Regions from separate parts of the Homo sapiens genome. Here region 2 is linked to region 1. Evidence: read pairs that join two places in POLR2A ChIA-PET (ENCODE). Cell type or tissue: Panc1. All regions are shown on one strand. Links, peaks and the distances in the headings refer to the core of each region. The heading gives the core; the rest is flanking DNA. Region 1 overlaps RNF115 (ring finger protein 115). Region 2 holds the start of PEX11B (peroxisomal biogenesis factor 11 beta).

Region 1 (8,877 bases), core at 2,620-7,619:
GTGGCGTGATCTTGGCTCACTGCAAACTCTGCCTCCCAGGCTGAAGCAATTCTCCCACCTCAGCTTCCCAGTAGGTGGGAATACAGGTGCCCGCCATTATGCCCAGCTAATTTTTGTATTTTTAGTAGAGATGGGTTTCACCACATTGGCCAGGCTGGTGTTGAACTCCTGACCTCAAGTGATCCACCTGCCTCAGCCTCCCAAAGTGCTGGGATTAGAGGCGTGAGCCACCGCACCCAGCCACCTTTATCATTTTGTTCCTTAATTCAGGCCATGATTGAACACTGACATTACAGATTCCAAACAGGAGTGCATAATCAACCAAGCTTCTTTAGCTCATTGTGTACCAAGGCAGAAAATCAGGTCACAAGACAAAGTGTTACTTGATACAAGCTTGATCAGATGGTCAAGAAGCCAAATTTTCTAAGGAAGAAACACACAGGACTACAAGAATTACCAGAGAAAATGTTAATTAACCTCAGACAACATAATATAGCAGAAAAGATTTATAGTGTTTTTGGCTTGCTCACACTAAAGGCAGCAAGAAAGGGAACAACCCAGTGGCATAAATATAAAATGATAAATGAGCCAAAAAGTATAGATGTTTAGCTCTGATGTGTACCACAATAGTTTAGAAGTAAAATGTACTTTCTTGCTTTTAGCTTAGGCTGACAGAATCTTCTTTGACAAAGTGACAACATTCATTCACTCAGCAAAAATTCTAAGCTCTACATTCCAAGCATTGTGTAGAAAGAAAAATAACCTGGGATTAAAAGTCACTAAAATCACCTACAAAGTATATGCTCTGATAAAATCATACTTCCCTTAACCATATTCTAGTAGTTAGGGAAGTCAAAAGGCATATAAAATGAACTTCTGAATATCCTAGTCTTAGGTACTTAGCCTCGAAATGAGAACTAAGCAATGCTTCAGAACAGCCTAAGTGGTTAGAGTAATGAATGTGAAGCAAAACAAAGCTGGACTGGTAATCATTTCAACTATGTATGTGCACTTCAAAACATCATGTTGTCCACCTTAAATGCATGCATGCATGCACACACACACACACACACACACACACACACACAATCAGACTGGAAACACAGAATAACCAACCAGTTGTGTGACACTGGGTAGCTCACTTCATCTAAATGAGATAGTACCGGGAATATACTAAATTCTCAACAAACTGTAGGTTCTAATAAATTATTCTGAGTGATTTGGATATGGAATATTTCTCAAACCACGTTTCACAGGATATTAACCAGTGGTTAAGGTGGGGAGAAAAACTAGATTTAGAAAAGCCTGAACTAAATATCAAACATGCTGCTTTAATGAATGATTTTTCAGAACCATTAATATGCCATTCCATGTCATAAAAGGGGAAGTGGAGGGATGGAGATAGGGCAACAATTTGGTATGCAATATTTTACCATAATTCTGAACTCCTATTAAATCTCCTGGCACACAGTTTGAGAAACACTGATCTAGACTACTGATTTCCATACTTTTGGTTCCCATAAAGCAGTTCAATTTTCAAATTAAAAAATTGGAAACCTGCAAGGATTGCCAGCTTTTTTATTTTGCCAAGTATAAATATTAAAAAAAAAACCATCTACCATCACCATTTCATTTTAAAAAGTACTATTTTACCATGTACCCACAGAGCAATCAGAGCTTCTGACTGAGAACTCTTCATCGAAATAAAAGTAATACTTGGAATTCTAGCATTGACTTGCCATCAATGACATAGGAGAATTTCACAAGTATGATCTAATTCAACTCACAGCAGGAACATTCAAGTCAGGAAAGATCACATACAAACTGGTTGTTAACAGTAGCCACTGACCATTGGATTAAGAAAACAATTAATTAACTGAATACAACTTTAAAAACAAAAGCAATGTAAATGCAACCTCAAAGCAAACAAAGAATATTTATAAAATAGTTCTAAAAAAAAAATTATCCAGGCCAAGTTTACCTGTTACTGAATCCCAAGTCTTCAAAAAAAAAAAAAATGAAGTTTTAATTTATTCAGTCAACATTACCAGCATTATTGCTTTGTTTGATTTATAAAAGGAAAATTTTGACATTGCTTTGCATTATGTCCTCCATCCTAACATTTTCAAGACTGTTCATCATTATAAGATAAAATATGCACTAATAGTTTGTAACTCATAAAGGAGATTATTTCAGGGGTAAAATTTAAATCCTAGTATGTCAGTGGCTACCACATGATCTATGTGGAAAAACTACAGAAGAAAATTCCCTTACACAAAATCCAAAAATACCCCAGAGCTCAAATCACTAAACCGTAGCTAGCAGGAATAAACACAACTATCTCATTTTACAGACAAGGAAAATGAAGACCCTGAAAGGTTCAATAATTTAACAGCTAAAATAAAACATTTTTTCCCACAGTACTAGAATACAATTTATATATAATTAATTAAAATAAATAAAATCAGCTATAAAAAGGGCTGACAACAGTTGCAAAATGAGGGCTAGTTGTTAGTTCTTACAACAACAATATCTCAGACCTGAAATGGGCAAAAAGGCATTTGCTCTAATCCAGAGATAGCTACATTAATTTAATGTTTAAATGAGATATTAAATTTAAGTCCAGGCACAGTGGCTCACGACTATAATCCCAGCACTTTGGGAAGCTGAGGCGGGTGGATCACTTGAGGTCAGGTGTTCAAGACCAGCCTGGCCAACAGGGTGAAACCCCGTCTCTACTAAAAATACAAAAATTAGCTGGGCATTGTGGCCCACACCTGTAATCCCAGCTGCTCAGGAAGCTGAAGCAGGAGAATCGCTTGAACCCGGGAGGCAGAGGTTTCAGTGAGCTGAGATCGTGCCACTGCACTCCAGCCTGGGCAACAGAGGAAGACTCCATCTCAAAAAAATAAAATAGATAAATAAATAAATAAATATTAAATTTAAAGAAAGCCAAAAGGAGAAGAAAATATTTAAATCCTGATTTTACTACCCATTTTTCTCAACATTTTATTAATCTCCGTACTTCTTCCTGAATATAGCTGATATAGTTTGGATATGTGTCCCCTCTAAATCTCATGTTGAAATTTGATCCCCAATGTTGGAGGTAGGGCCTAGTGGGAGGTATTTAGGTCATGGACGCAGATCCCTCATGAATGTCTTGGTGCAGTCCTTACAGGAATGAGTGATGTGGTTGTTTAAAAGAGTGTGGTACCCCTCCCCTTTCTCTCTTGCCTTGCGGAACACCTGCTTCCCCTTGGCCTTCCACTATGACTGGAAGCTTCCTGAGGTCCCACCAGAAGCAGATGCTGGTGCGAAGCTTCTTGTACTGTCTGCAGAGTAATGAGCTAAGTAAACTTCTTTTGTTTATTTTTTGTTGAGACAGAGTCTTTTTCTGTCGCCCAGGCTGGAGTGCAGTGGCAGGATCTCGGCTCACTGCAACCTCCACCTCCTGGGTTCAAGAATTCTCCTGCCTCAGCCTCCTGAGCAGCTGGGATTACAGGTACGCGCCACTGCGCCCAGCCGTAAACCTCTTTTAAGTTACCCAGCTTCAGTTATTCCTTTATAAGCAACACAAAATGGACTAAGACAACAGCCCAAGTACCTAGAACAGCTCCTGGAATATAGAAGGTACCAATACAGTTACTGAATAAATAAAAATGGACTGCTGTTACTGTTGCATAATCTAGTGCCTGTTATTTTAATGTTATTATCAAATACAAACTAAATTCGAAGTGCTGTACTTCACAAATAGAGTATATGTGTGTGTCCTCAAAGAAAATATCCAGAATCAATCACACTCAGGAATAGAAATAGATATACTTCTGGAAACCTTTTACAGTACTAGTGTTACAGGACGAGATAGACCTATATTATACTGCTAATCTTATTAAAAACCTTAGGAACTCTGAATCTGTCCATCTAATACTGATTGCATATTAAAATAGGATGCTAATATAATATTAAAACAACTTCTCCCTATCCATTCAATCAGCACCTGCACTTGATAGAGAATAATAAACCAACAATTTTAAAGATTAGTAAACTAAGGTTGAAAAATTCAGCAAATTAAACATTTTTATGATTCTCACTTATTAATATTACTTTCAACCACTTTTTTATTGCTACAGATATCTGTAAATATTCATGGGGTACATGTGATATTTTGGTACATGCATATCAAGTCAGGGCATTTAGGGCATCTATCACCTTAAATATTTATCATTTCTATGTGCTGGGAATATCTGAAATCCTCTCATCTAGCTATTTTGAAATATACATTGTTGTTAACTTTAGTCACTCTACTCTGCTATCAAACATCAGAACTTATTCCTTCTATCTAATTTTATGTTTATACCCATTAATCAACCTCTCTTTATCCACATACCTCACCCCCTCTGCCTTCACACACCCTTCCCAGCCTCAGATATCATTCCATTCTCTACCTGCATGAAATCAACTTTTTTAGCTCCCACATATGAGTGGGAATATGCAATATTTGTCTTTCTGTGCCTGGCTTATCTCACTTAACATAATAACCTCCAGTTCCATCCATGTTGCTACAAATGGCACGACTTGATTCTTTCTTATGGCCAAACACTATTCTCTTGCATATATATATATATACCACATTTTCTTTATCCATTCATCCACTGATGGATACTCTGATTCCGTCTTTGCTGCTGTGAATAGTACTACAATGAACATGGAAGTGCAAGTATCCCTTTGATATACTGATTTCTTTTCCTCTGGATAACTACCCAGTAGCGGGATTGCTGGATTGTATGGTAGTTTTCAGTTTTTTTTGAAATATATCCATTCTGTTTTCCATAGTGACCATACTAATTTACATTCTCATCAACAGTGTTTAAGAGTTCCCTTTCTTCCACATTCTGGTCAGCATCTGTTATTTTTGTCTTTTTAATAATGGCCATTCTAACTGGGGTATAATGGTATCTCATTCTGGTTTTGGTTTGCATTTCTCTGATGATTAGTGATGTTAAGCACTGTTTCATATACCTGTTGGCCATTTATATGCCTTCTTTTGAGAAATGTCTAATCATGTCCTCCTTTGCCCAACCATTATTTGGTTTTTTATTATAGTTTCAACAACCCTTTAATCTAAAACATACAAATCAAGACTAGCAGTGAAAATTAATTTGCTGTTTGCCTTTTACATGTTATTAAACAGAAAGTAAATGTACCATTATAAATAGTTTTTGCACTATATCAGCAATCCAAATAACTAATTTTTTTTCAAACCAACGAGGCTAAGATATAAAAATTTCTGTTCCCCAACCTAACTTGTCTTAACTAGGTATGCTAATACCTGTAAACATTTAGCAGTGACCATATTAAGAGATCAGGATCTAATAACTGGCACCATAAATTCAAAATCAGGGAACCAACAGTTTAATAAGTTTGAGAGCAAAAATACCTCACAGTAGTACCTAAATTAGAAAAGATTCTCTAGAAGAAGCTTTCATTCAACAAATTCAGCTATTAATGACTTCATTAAAGTAACTCTGCCTACAAAGCCCATCAGCTGTTTATCTGAAAGGCATGTAATTATGGGATGACTCCTCTTCTTATAAGCTCTCATATGCAGAAATAAAGCCGTATTCCACAAGAGGCTCCACTCTACTGGCCACTAACTAATGGCAAGTGGTCCATCAAACTGCTGCTTTGAGCCAACCCTTTAGTCATTAGTCTACAGGTCTGTGCTTTGTTTTCAAGGATTTTTTTTTTTTTTTTTTTTTGAGACAGAGTCTCACTCTGTTGCCCAGGCTGGAGTGCAGTGGTGCAATTTCAGCTCACTGCAACCTCCACCTCCTGGGTTCAAGTGGTTATCCTCCCTCAGCCTCCCAAGTAGCTGGGATTACAGGCATGTGCCACCACACCCAGCTAATTTTTGTACTTTTAGTAGATGCAGATTTCACTATGCTGGCTGGTCTCAAACTCCCGACCTCAGGTGATCTGCCCGCTTCAGCCTCCCAAAGTGCTGAGATTATAGGTGTGCGCCACTGCACCCAGACCCAGCTAATTTTTTTTTTTTTTTTTTTTTGGAGACAAGACTTTCACTCTTGTTGCCCAGGCTGGAGTGCAGTAGTGCGATCTTGGCTCACTGCAATCTCCACCTTCCAGGTTCAAGCAATTCTTCTGCATCAGCCTCCCGAGTAGCTGGGATTACAGGCATGCGCCACCATACCTGGCTAATTTTGTATTTTTAGTACAGACGGGGTTTCACCATGTTGATCAGGTTGGTCTTGAACTCCTGACCTCGAGTGATCTGCCTGCCTCGGCCTCCCAAAGTGCTGGGATTACAGGCATGAGCCACTGCACCCAGCCTGTTTTCAAGGTTTTTATGAACACTGGTACCTCCATCATTTTCAACAGGTACAAAAAGCAGAAAGTGGCAAGAAGAAAAAGCCTACAGTTAAGTTTCCTTCATTCAACAAATACTAATTGAGTATCTACTATGTACCAAGGCACTGTCCTAACACTTATGGAAAAGAAAACATCAATAATAAGAGTGGTGAGGAAATAAGAAATTTAAAGACATATAGGAATTGTCTAAAGGCCAAGTAAATCTTTGTCTTTTAGACTAAAAGGCTGTGCTAAAGTAGTGAATAATAAGCAAGAAAAAAAAAAGAAGAGTGAATGATAAAACAGAAAAATGTTTTCCTGTATGACTAGAGGTCATTCTTAATGAGGACAACACAATCATCTAGGGGATAGTTGGGACATCTATGGAAGTGCTTTGGTTGTCACAGCAGTTAAGAAGTGCTTCTCACTATTCACAATAGCAAAGACATGGAATAAACCCAAATGCCCATCAGTGAGAGACTAGATAAAGAAAATGTGGTACATATACACCATGGAATACCATTCAGCCATAAAAAGGACGAGTGATTACTTTGCAGGGATGTGGATGGAGCTGGAAGCCGTTATCCTCAGCAAACTAACATAGGAACAGAAAACCACACATCACACGTTCTCATTTGTAAGTAGGGGCTAAATGAGGAGGACACATGGTGGGGAACAACACACACTGGGGCCTGTTGAGGGAGCCTCAGGAAGAATATCTAATGGATGCTGGGCTTAATAGCTACGTGATGAGTTGATCTGTGCAGCCAACCACCATGGCACAGGTTTGCCTACATAACAAAACCTGCACATCCTGCACATGTGCCCCGGGACTTAAAATAAAAGTTGCAGAAAAAAAAAAAAGTGTTACTGACATTCAATTGGCAGAGGCCAGGAAAGCATAGGCAAGTCCAGCACAAAGAAAAAATGTCTTTATTCTCAAACTTCCTTATGAATAGTTAACTGGATTTTTAAAATCTGTATAATTACCAAAGCCTAGAACCTAATTACATTCTACGTATAAGCACCAAGTCCTTCTGCATAATTTTATTTATTTATTTATTTTTTTTTTGAGACAGGGTCTCACTCTGTCACCCAGGCTGGAGTGCAGCGGTGTGATCACGGTTCACTACAGCCTTGACCTCTTGGGCTCAGGTAATCCTCCCACCTCAGCCTCCCAGGTAGCTGGGACTTCAGGCACGTGCCACCAAGCCCGGCTAATTTTTAAAAAAATTTTTTGTAGAGACAGGGTTTTACCATGTTGCCCAGGCTGGTCTCCAACTCCTGGGCTCAAGTGATCCAACCGCCTTGGTATCCCAAAGTGCTGGGATTACAGGCGTAAGCCACCGTGCCCAGTCCATAATTTTAATATGCACTAAATGTCCAGAAAAGCAACTGCTGAATAAAGTAAGAGAAAACTGTACTTTGGGGCAGATGCAGTGGCTCACGTTTGTAATCTCAGCACTTTGGGAGGCCAAGGAGGAGGACAGCTTGAGCCTAACTCAAAACCAGCCTGGGCAACTAAGTGAGACCCCATCACTACCAAAAAAAAAAAAAAAAAAAAGAAAAAAGAAGAAGAAGAAAGAAGTTGTACTTGAGTTTTATTTGTACATTTGCAAAGAATTGTTCACTGTACTGGTTTGCTTCTCCTGGTATTTAAGTTGCAAATACCCTTATAGCAGTCTACTCAGGTAGCTGTCATGTCAAGCTAATCTGTCAGAAATATTTTCTATTTATCCTTTATCTTACTGCAAGATAATTTTTTTAATTATATATGTAGGGCCGGGTGTGGTGGCTCACGCCTATAACCCCAGCACTTTGGGAGGCCGAGGTGGGCGCACTTGAGGCCAGGAGTTCGAGACCAGCCTGGCCAACATGGTGAAACCCTGTCTCTACAAAGAATAAATAATAATACAAAAAAATTAGCCAGGTGTGGTGATGCACGCTTGTAATCTCAGCTACTTGGAAGGCTGAGGCACGAGCATCGCTTGAAGCACCCAGGAGGCAGAGGATACAGTGAGCCAAGATCACGCCACTGCACTGCAGCCTGGTTGACAGAGATTCTGTCTCACAAAAAAAAAAAAAAAAAAAAAAAAAATATATATATATATATATATATATACACACACACACATATATGTAGAAAAGCTGTATTACCTGTGGATTTCATTTCACTAAAGAGAGTATTTCAAAATACTTATAAGAAGAGGGCACTGAATCTGAGAGGTCTGAGAATTAACGGGCTAGAAGATCAGCATCACTGTAGGATACCTGCAGGTCTCAGTTAATCCAGCAAAAGGTAAGAAAGAGCATGTAACTATAATTGTTTTTTCTTTTGAGAATGTAAATTCTAAGCATGGTGAAAGGTAAGCAAAATGAAACTTCTGGAAGATGGTACTATGGGTTAAAAGTCTATTCAAATCTGTACAACATCAAAGTGAGTGGCAAGGAGGTAAACATTACCTTGTCTACTAAGAAGTTTCCTGTGACACTTGTTCAAATTATCAAGGA
Region 2 (8,877 bases), core at 2,971-7,970, 110 kb after region 1:
ATTAAAGGTGATCTAAATCCAATCCCTATTCCTTTAGAGGCCCAGAGGTTTAAGTAATTGCCAAATGTGTTAAATTATAAATTTCTTCAGTAAAAAATCCATGTTTTTTATTTGTAATCCAATCTGACAATGGTGGTCTGTACTCAATAACTTGTACTACCTTCAAAGTATATCCTGAACCCAACCAACCACATCTCTCTATCACACCGCACTGCCATACTCTAAGCCACTAACATCTCTTGTCTGGACTTCTGCTTTAATGTTTTAACTGGTCTCACTGTGGCCATTGTTGCCCCCACCCCCAACAATCTATTTTCATATAATAGCTAGCATAAACATAAATCACATCATTACTTCCCTTCTTAAAACTCTCCATGGTTGGCCAGGCGTGGTGGCTCACGCCTATAATCCCAGCACTTCGGGAGGTGGAGGCAAGTGGATCATGAGGTCAGGAGTTGGAGACTAGCCTGACCAACGTGGTGAAACCCTGTCTCTACTAAAAATACAAAAATTAGCTGGGTGTGGTGGCGCGTGCCTGTAATCCCAGCTACTCAGGAGGCTGAGGCAGCAGAATCACTTGAACCCAAGAGATGGACGTTGCAGTGAGCTGAGATTGCACCATTGCGCTCCAGCCTGGGCGACAGAGCAAGACTCCATCTCAAAAAAAAAAAAAACCAAAAACAAATAAACAAACCACAGCTCTCCATGGTTTTCTTCCTGTCACATTCATAATAAAATATAAATACCTTAGAGAGGCTTACAGACTCAACATCTGGTCCCTACCCCTCTAACTTTACCTTGTATCATTCTTTCCTGCAATCATTATGCTCCAACCATGTTGGTTTCCTTCTACATTTTAATCCCATCAAGCTTGTTCTTGCCTTAGGACCTTTGCACTACCTATTCCCTCTACCTGGAATATTCTCCCTCCACCTGGAATATTCTCCCTCCAAAACCCTCACATAGCTAGCTCTTTCTTGCTCTTCAGGTATGAGCTTAAGTATCACCTCTTCGGAGACGCCTTCCCTTATCCCTAAATCTAAAGCACTGAGTCAGTTACTCTCTACTCCATAACACTGTTTTAATTTCCTGCATAACATTTACCAGTATCTGATATTTTAATTTATTGTTTATTTATGTTTATCTCATCCCATTACAAGGTAAGTTCCAGAGGAGCAGAGGCCTTGTTTGTCTTTTCTTTTTTTTTGAGACGGTATTTCACTGTTGTTGCCCAGGCTAGAGTACAATGGCACGATCTCGGCTCACCACAAACTCTGCCTCCCGGGTTCAAGCGATTCTCCTGCCTCAACCTCCCGAGTAGCTGGGATTACAGGCATGCGCCACCACACCCGGCTAATTTTGTATTTTTAGTAGAGACGGGGTTTCTCCATGCCGGTCAGGCTGGTCTCAAAACTCCTGACCTCAGGTGATCCGCCCGCCTTGGCCTCCCAAAGTGCTGGGATTACAGGCATGAGCCACCGCACCTGGCCGGCCTTGTTTATCTTTAACCACTGTATCCCTGTATGTACACTGGTGCCTACCATATAGTAAGAGCTCAGTAAGTATCTGTTGGATGAAATGAATAAATATAACATATAGACTCCTTTAGGGAGTTGCTTTTCCATACTGCTCCAGCCATGCCTCTGCTCCCACCCCTCATACATCATAAGCCATGTTAAAGTTGTAAATCACTGAGAAAGATGAAGGGAAAAGCAAGGTTAATATAATGAAAAAGTACAATCATAGGAAAACGAAAAACAATACAGATAATATGTTAGAGAATTTTACTCCCACATCATATTTCTCTCTACCTTTATTGTCAGCTACCTCCTTTGTCCAAGCCAACGTCATCTCTTGCTCGTATTAGGGCATCTCCTCCTCTCTTGACCCACTGCAATCCATTTTCTTTTCTTTTCTTTTCTTTTTTTTTTTTTTTTGAGATGGAGTCTTGCTCTTGTCACCTAGGCTGGAGTGCAATAGCACGATCTCGGCTCACTGCAACCTTTGCCTCCCGGGTTCAAGCGAGTCTCCTGCCTCAGCCTCCCGAGTAGCTGGGATTACAGGTGCCCGCCACCACACCTGGCTAATTTTTGTAATTTTAGTAGAGACGGGGTTTTGCCACGTTGGCCAGGCTGGTCTTGAAGTCCTGACCTCGTGATCCCCCCAACCTCGGCCTCCCAAAGTGCTGGGATTACAGGCGTGAGCCACTGCGCCCGGCCTGCAATCCATTTTCAACATCTCAAAAAGAGATGTCCTTTAAACACAATTTGAATCATGTCATTTCCCTGCTCAGAATCCTTCAATAATGTCCCATTGTAGGATAAAATAAAACAAACATTAACATTGCCTAAAAGGCCCTGTATGAAAGATCTGGTGCCTGTCTATCTCTCAAATTTGAACTGATGGACTCAATACTGTCAATCACACTGGCTTTCTTTCTATTTCTCTAATTCCCTTAAGTCTTTCTTAGTTCAAAGCCTTACTTAGAATGTGCAATTTTCTCTGTTTGGAAATGTCTTTTCTGCTACTGTTGGCTTTGTCTAACTCCTCCTACTCAGACATCAGGTCTGAGCTAAAATATTACTTTCTCAAAGAGTTTTTTCCTGATTTTCCAATCTAAATTAGCTCCCCTTGTGATATTCTTTCATAATACCGCATACTTTTCCACAAATATATATGAGAAGTTATTCATTGTAGTATCTAACTCCCTCACTAAACTAGAAGCTTCATGGGAGCAGGCACATTATCTGTTTAGCTCTTTGCTTTATCCCCTGCGCCACAGTAAGCATCTAATAAATATCTTTGGAATGAATGAGTAAGCAGGTAGTGAGGGGGAATAACCTGTGGTATAGAAGCACAATTAAAGTGATATAATATCTTACCTTGCACAATATTAGTCATTCATTATGGAAGAGCATCTGTCTTCCATCTCTCCCCATTTGATATTCTCCGATAGTTTAAGATCTAAGTGATTGGAAGCCAAGTGACTGATCAAGACTTATATACTCTGGAAAGATCCTAAGATATCTTTCCCTCATATAAGACAAGCTATGCAATATAGAGGCTACAAAAAAAAATCTTAAAGGAGAACAGGATATCAAACCTGAATGAACGCTGGGCCCACTTCTCCTGATCCACACGGGGAGCCAGTCCAGACTTTCCAGCCCACAGGACATTGTCACAGGCGAAGTACAAGGCTCGATTGAGGTGACTAACAGTGATGCAGAATCTCAGGACAACATCTGATAGGTGAACAGCTCTTTTGGCTGACTCAAGGGCATCTGCTGAGTTACCCAGGCGTAGAACTTGTGGAGATTAGAAAGGGAAAGCAAGGATTTGTAAGTGGAGAGGCAGATAACAAGAAACAGAAACAGAGAAAGCAAGAGGGCAAAAGTTGAGCAATAATAATGACAATTTTTTTAAAGAGCAGAAACAGGCTGGGCATGGTGGCTCAAGCCTGTAATCCCAACATTTTGGGAGGCCGAGGTGGGTGGATCACCTGAGGTCACGAGTTTGAGACCAGCCTGGCCAACATGGTGTAACCCCATCTCTACTAAAAATACAAAAATTAGCCCGGCATGGTGGTGGGCACCTGTAGTCCCAGCTGCTCAGGAGGCTGAGACAGGAGAATTGCTTGAACCTGGGAGGCAGAGGTTGCAGTGAGCCAAGATTGCGCCACTGCACTCTGACCTGGACGAGAGACTCTGTCTCAAAAAAATAAAAAATAAAGAGCAGAAACAGTCCATTTTTCAATTTCAAATTTAATTTTTGTGCCAGTTTAGTTTTCTCAAACTTGACCCATTCTCTCCAGTCCGCCTAATTACTTCCATACCCCTGCTCTCTTATCTCAACTGGACTCATGCAGAGGGTAAGTGCAGAGCCAAATGAGAAAGAAGAACAGAGAGGGTACAGGAAGGAGGGACAAAGGAAGGTGAGCTGGGGATGGAGGAAAGGTTGGGGGATAAAAGGAAAGACAGAGTTACTTACGCTTTCTTCCAAGGCTCAGGTGGCTCTCCAGTTGTCGAATCTGTTTCTGTAACTCAGGACTGGCTCCATGCCTCTGCAGCGCATGGCCAAGAAGAGAGCAAGCATACTGGGCGGCCCTAGAGGAGAGGGCAGGCAAGGTAAGGTGGAGACCTCCCTAACCTTCCGCTCAAAACTATCTTCCAAAAGGCACAGACAGACTTCCCCCTTTCCCAGTTTGAGAACACTCCCCTTCCTCCTCCATGCCCATATCTCACCATTTCTCCAGGCCAGAGGAAGGGAAAGGCATAAGGAGAAAAAAGAGTCTAGAAAGGGGTGGGGAGCACTATTGAATGTTGAGCAAATTAGAGATTTGACAATGATGAGGCCTGAAGGGGCCAGTGCAGGCCGCAGGGGTCCATCACAAGCACATCAGCGTGAGCATGTACGTGATCGATGAGGGGGAGGCAGACAGTTGGAGGGCATTTTATTCCTCAGAATAGGTGAACTGAGAGATTTCAAGGCCCTCTAGCTGAATGGAGACCAAACGCCAGGGCGGAGGCAGGGGAGTTCCCGAATGGCAGCACGGTGTGGGGACACGGAAACTGGGAGTGCCTCCTCAGCTCTGGGGGCAGAGTCTGGGGCTATCCACCGTGGGGCGAATGCTCCTCATTCCATCACCGCCCAGTGAGGACACTGTCGGTCTTATGTGGACACAGCAACCCTGAGCGGCCTCCCCGCTGGCCCACTCATGCCTCAGTTTCCCCATCTCTTCCGCGAACGGAAAGGAATCATCTCAACAGCGGCTCAAATCTGCGCCTCACGGTCCGTTCGGGCCCCCGTAGCCGGAGTTGACCCTTCTTGACCCCCCTGTAGCCTAAACTGACTTCGCCTCACTAGAGTCTTCCTCTGTCCATCCCTCCCCCGCCCCACCCCCATTCCTATTCGGGCCGCACCTACACAGCCGCTCCCGGGCTTGGCTCTGAGCACTGAAGCGGACCCAGGCGTCCATGACAGCCGCAGCCCAGGCTCCGCGGCCCTGCTCCCGCCCCACTTCCCGCCCCTAGTCACGCCTACTGCGCGACCCAACGGTGCCTCGCGAGGGACAAACAGTATCAGAAAAGAAAGCTTGGCCCTGGAAGCGGAATTTCAGGACGCGAAACTCGTGTCTTTTGAGCCTCCATCTGTGTATTACTGTGCGTGTCTGCGTCACAGCTTCCCCTTATCAGACGACCCCTACTCCCTAGCACGCCTCCAGCGGCACCTTCTTCTTTAAATATTCATGACCAAGGGCGGGGCCTGCAGGGGCCGGGGCGGGGCGAGAAAGCGCCGCAGTGATCTCCACGTCTTGGAGGCCGCCGGCATAGGTGTGCGCCTGGCAGAACCTCACAAATACACATGCACGCAGGCCCCGACTGAATCCAGGGCTGTAGGGGCTAAAGAGGTCTAGGTCAGTAGAGGCCTGAAGCCCAGGCTGGTCTGTCCAAGGAAAAAGGAGCGTGATTGGTACCAGATCTTCGTTCCCTGCAGAACCTTGACAGTTGAACAAGTGACCTCCTCCAGAACAGATGGAGAGTCTCCAGAAGCAGAGGCTTTAGTGAACGAAATTCGCAATAATCAGCTCCAGATCCTGAAAAGGAGGGCGAAGAATCAGTGGCCAAAGCTAACCGCTTCATACCCACACTTCATCCTCCTCAGTTTCTCTCCAGGCCACCATGTCTGCAGGCAACGGCACCCCTTGGGGTCAGCAGCGGGGGAGGAGGTCTGGGCTGGATCAGGAGTGGAGGTGGAGGGCTCAGAGCTGCCCACCTTCTCGGCAGCAGCCAAGGTCCGAGTGGGAGTGACCATTGTGCTGTTTGTTTCTTCGGCTGGAGGGAACCTGGCAGTCCTGTGGTCAGTGACACGGCGGGAACCCAGCCAGCTCCGCCCCTCTCCGGTCAGGAGACTCTTCATCCATTTAGCAGCCGCCGACTTACTAGTCACTTTTGTGGTTATGCCCCTAGATGCCACCTGGAATATCACTGTTCAATGGCTGGCTGTGGACATCGCATGTCGGACACTGATGTTCCTGAAACTAATGGCCACGTATTCTGCAGCTTTCCTGCCTGTGGTCATTGGATTGGACCGCCAGGCAGCAGTACTCAACCCGCTTGGATCCCGTTCAGGTGTAAGGAAACTTCTGGGGGCAGCCTGGGGACTTAGTTTCCTGCTTGCCTTCCCCCAGGTGAGTGACCTAGGACTCAGGACCGGGCAGGACAGGGATTTGGGTCCATAGCATGAGTTAAAGGGTGCGCTTGGGGGCCATTAGCCATTAATTCTCAGGGAGTAAGCCTCTGCTTGCTTTTTTTTTTTTTTGCCGGCTCACTGCAACCTCCGCCTCCCGGGTTCAAGCAATTCTCCTCCCTCAGCCTCCCGAGAAGCTACAGGCGCCCGCTACCATGCCCGGCTAATTTTTGTATTTTTAGTAGAGGCGAGGTTTCACCATGTTGGCCAGGTGGTCTCCATCTCTTGACCTCATGATCCACCTGTCTCAGCCTCCCAAAGTGCTGAGATTACAGGCGTGAGCCACCGCACCCTGCTACCTCTGCTCTCTCTTCTGTAAGATTATTTGTATGTTAATTTACATCTGTTAAGAGCCTGCCTTTTCGATTCCTCAGGGATCTAGAACTAGAAATACCATTTGACCCAGCCATCCCATTACTGGGTATATACCCAAAGGACTATAAATCATGCTGCTATAAAGACACATGCACACATGTTTATTGCGGCACTATTCACAACAGCAAAGACTTGGAACCAACCCAAATGTCTAATAATGATAGACTGGATTAAGAAAATGTGGCACATATACACCATGGAATACTATGCAGCCGTAAAAAATGATGAGTTCATGTCCTTTGTAGGGACATGGATGAAATTGGAAATCATCATTCTCAGTAAACTATTGCAAGGACAAAAAACCAAACACCGCATGTTCTCACTCATAGATGGGAATTGAACAATGAGAACACATGGACACAGGAAGGGGAACATCACACTCTGGGGACTGTTGGGGGGTGGGGGGAGGGGGGAGGGATAGCATTAGGAGATATACCTAATGCTAAATGACGAGTTAATGGGTGCAGCACACCAGCATGGCACATGTATACATATGTAACTAACCTGCACATTGTGCACATGTACCCTAAAACTTAAAGTATAATAATAATAATAATAATAAAAGAGCCTGCCTTGTAAAAACAGTATCCTCTATCTGTGCCTCTTCCATTACATCTGTTTTATTACACGTGGTTTCTACCTCTTTGCATCCTCCCAATCTCACCTCCTTCAGATTGGGGCAGGGAAGAAAAACATACATGGGGATCTATTAAGAGAGTGAAGTCAGTGGTTTGGGTAAAACTTTGTGGTACATTTCATTTATCCATTCAAAAAGTAATATGCATCTCCAGCGCCACTCAAATTTTGCTAAGGACAGGGCAGCAAAATCCTGCCTTCAAGAAATGTATAGACTACTGCAAGAAACAAAGAAATTAGGCAATTACAATATAGTGTATTCAAAAGTGTTATGCTAAAGGAGCTAAAGAAGACAATGGGGGTGGGGAGTGGATAGGGGTGTCTGACACAGCCGTGCAGTCAGGAAAAGCTTTCCAGATGTTAAAATTTGATTCTTCAGAGATAGGTGTTAGACCAATTAAAATAGGAGAAATGCTAGGGAGGATGGAGGATAGAGGATCTCAATGCTACTAAAGCTGAGGACTAGAAAATGGTGAGTAATGAACTGAGAGGGGAAGAGCAAGCCAGATCACAAATAATAAAATTGTACTTTATTCTGAGTGCAGTGGAGAGACACTAAAGTAAAAAGAGAGTGACATAACCAAATTTGTGTTTTTTACTGACTTTATTGTCGAATGAGTGTTAAAATTGCAAAGAGGCGAGCATCTGAACCTGAGTACTAGGTTAATCAAATCTCAAATCCAATCCAATACTGAAAAGGAACTAGAAATCTAGAGGGGGAAAAGCTAAATACAAAGCAATTCCTTCAAGGCAAAAACCACTATCACTATCATGGGGTTGGGGGGCAGGATACAACAGCATCTCTGAGACTGTAGGATTAGAATTATGTCAGAAGGAGGCCAAGAAGGGTCTAGGATTTATCTCTGGAATGACAATGCATTATACTGATTTAAGATTTGATCCTTACTTACATCCTCAATTATTAGAAATATAACTACTAGAAGTTAGTCTGACTATACTCCTAAGAACAAAGAAAGGCCTGGTGGCTCAAGCCTGTAATCCCAGCATTTTGGAAGGCCAAGGTGGGTGGATCACTTGAGGTCAGGAGTTTAAGACCAACCTGGCCAACATGACGAAACCCCATCTCTACTAAAAATACAAAAATTAGCCGGGTATAGTGGTGAGCACCTGTAATCCCAACTACTCAGGAGGCTGAGGCACGAGAATTGCTTGAACCTGGGAAGTGGAGGCTGCAGTGAGCCAAGACTGCACCACTGCACTCCGGCGTGGGCGGCAGAGCCAGACTCTGTTGGGGGTGGGGTGGGGGGGAAAGAGAAAAATAATACTTCTAATATGTTGCAAACAAGACCTTTACCAATCCAAGTGTTAAAAAGAAGCCTGTTGCTACAGTGCCATTTACAATTAGGTTTGTTTATATGAAGCAAATTTTACATGTGGACTGGGAATTAGAAGACTTTTTGTTTCAGTCTGCCTGTTTTACTTTGTTTTTTTCTGAGTCTCGGCTCTACTGCTAACTAGCTATATGATTTTGGCTAAGGCACTTGAAATCCATGGGCCACAAGATGATGCAATGGGAAATGAATTTCATCCTTTCTTACAGCCTGACAATCTGACAATATTTGCAACCTCTATTTGTTTCAATGGCAAACTGGTTGTGAC

The links. Peaks named below come from ENCODE experiments on the same cell type or tissue, not always from the same donor. Only the 100,000 strongest peaks of a DNase experiment are listed, where the experiment ranks them.
Region 2: POLR2A ChIA-PET joins it to region 1 with 6 read pairs; 4 of 35 experiments call an interaction of 5 or more read pairs at or near these places.

The regions. Positions count from the first base shown.
Region 1 is chr1:145,803,446-145,812,322 of GRCh38, forward strand. The region is part of intron 1 of RNF115 (ring finger protein 115); the gene reads right to left. Among named protein-coding and RNA genes, the nearest start is that of RNF115, 16 kb to the right of the region's middle. RefSeq lists an enhancer at 1,539-2,047. In Panc1, for the core only: no CTCF peak of the experiment used is centred there; no DNase peak of the experiment used is centred there.
Region 2 is chr1:145,913,714-145,922,590 of GRCh38, forward strand. PEX11B (peroxisomal biogenesis factor 11 beta) reads right to left here and starts at 5,004. Exons shown (of 4, transcript NM_003846.3): 1 at 4,920-5,004; 2 at 3,988-4,103; 3 at 3,104-3,305. The coding sequence starts at 4,975. RBM8A (RNA binding motif protein 8A) reads right to left here. Exons shown (of 6, transcript NM_005105.5): 6 at 7,843-8,877. It also overlaps the pseudogene GNRHR2. RefSeq lists enhancers at 4,157-4,703, 4,704-5,251, 5,050-5,149, 5,530-5,589, 5,640-5,739. In Panc1, for the core only: no CTCF peak of the experiment used is centred there; DNase peaks (open chromatin) are centred at 5,178 and 5,978; H3K4me3 peaks cover 2,900 bases; H3K27ac peaks cover 2,940 bases.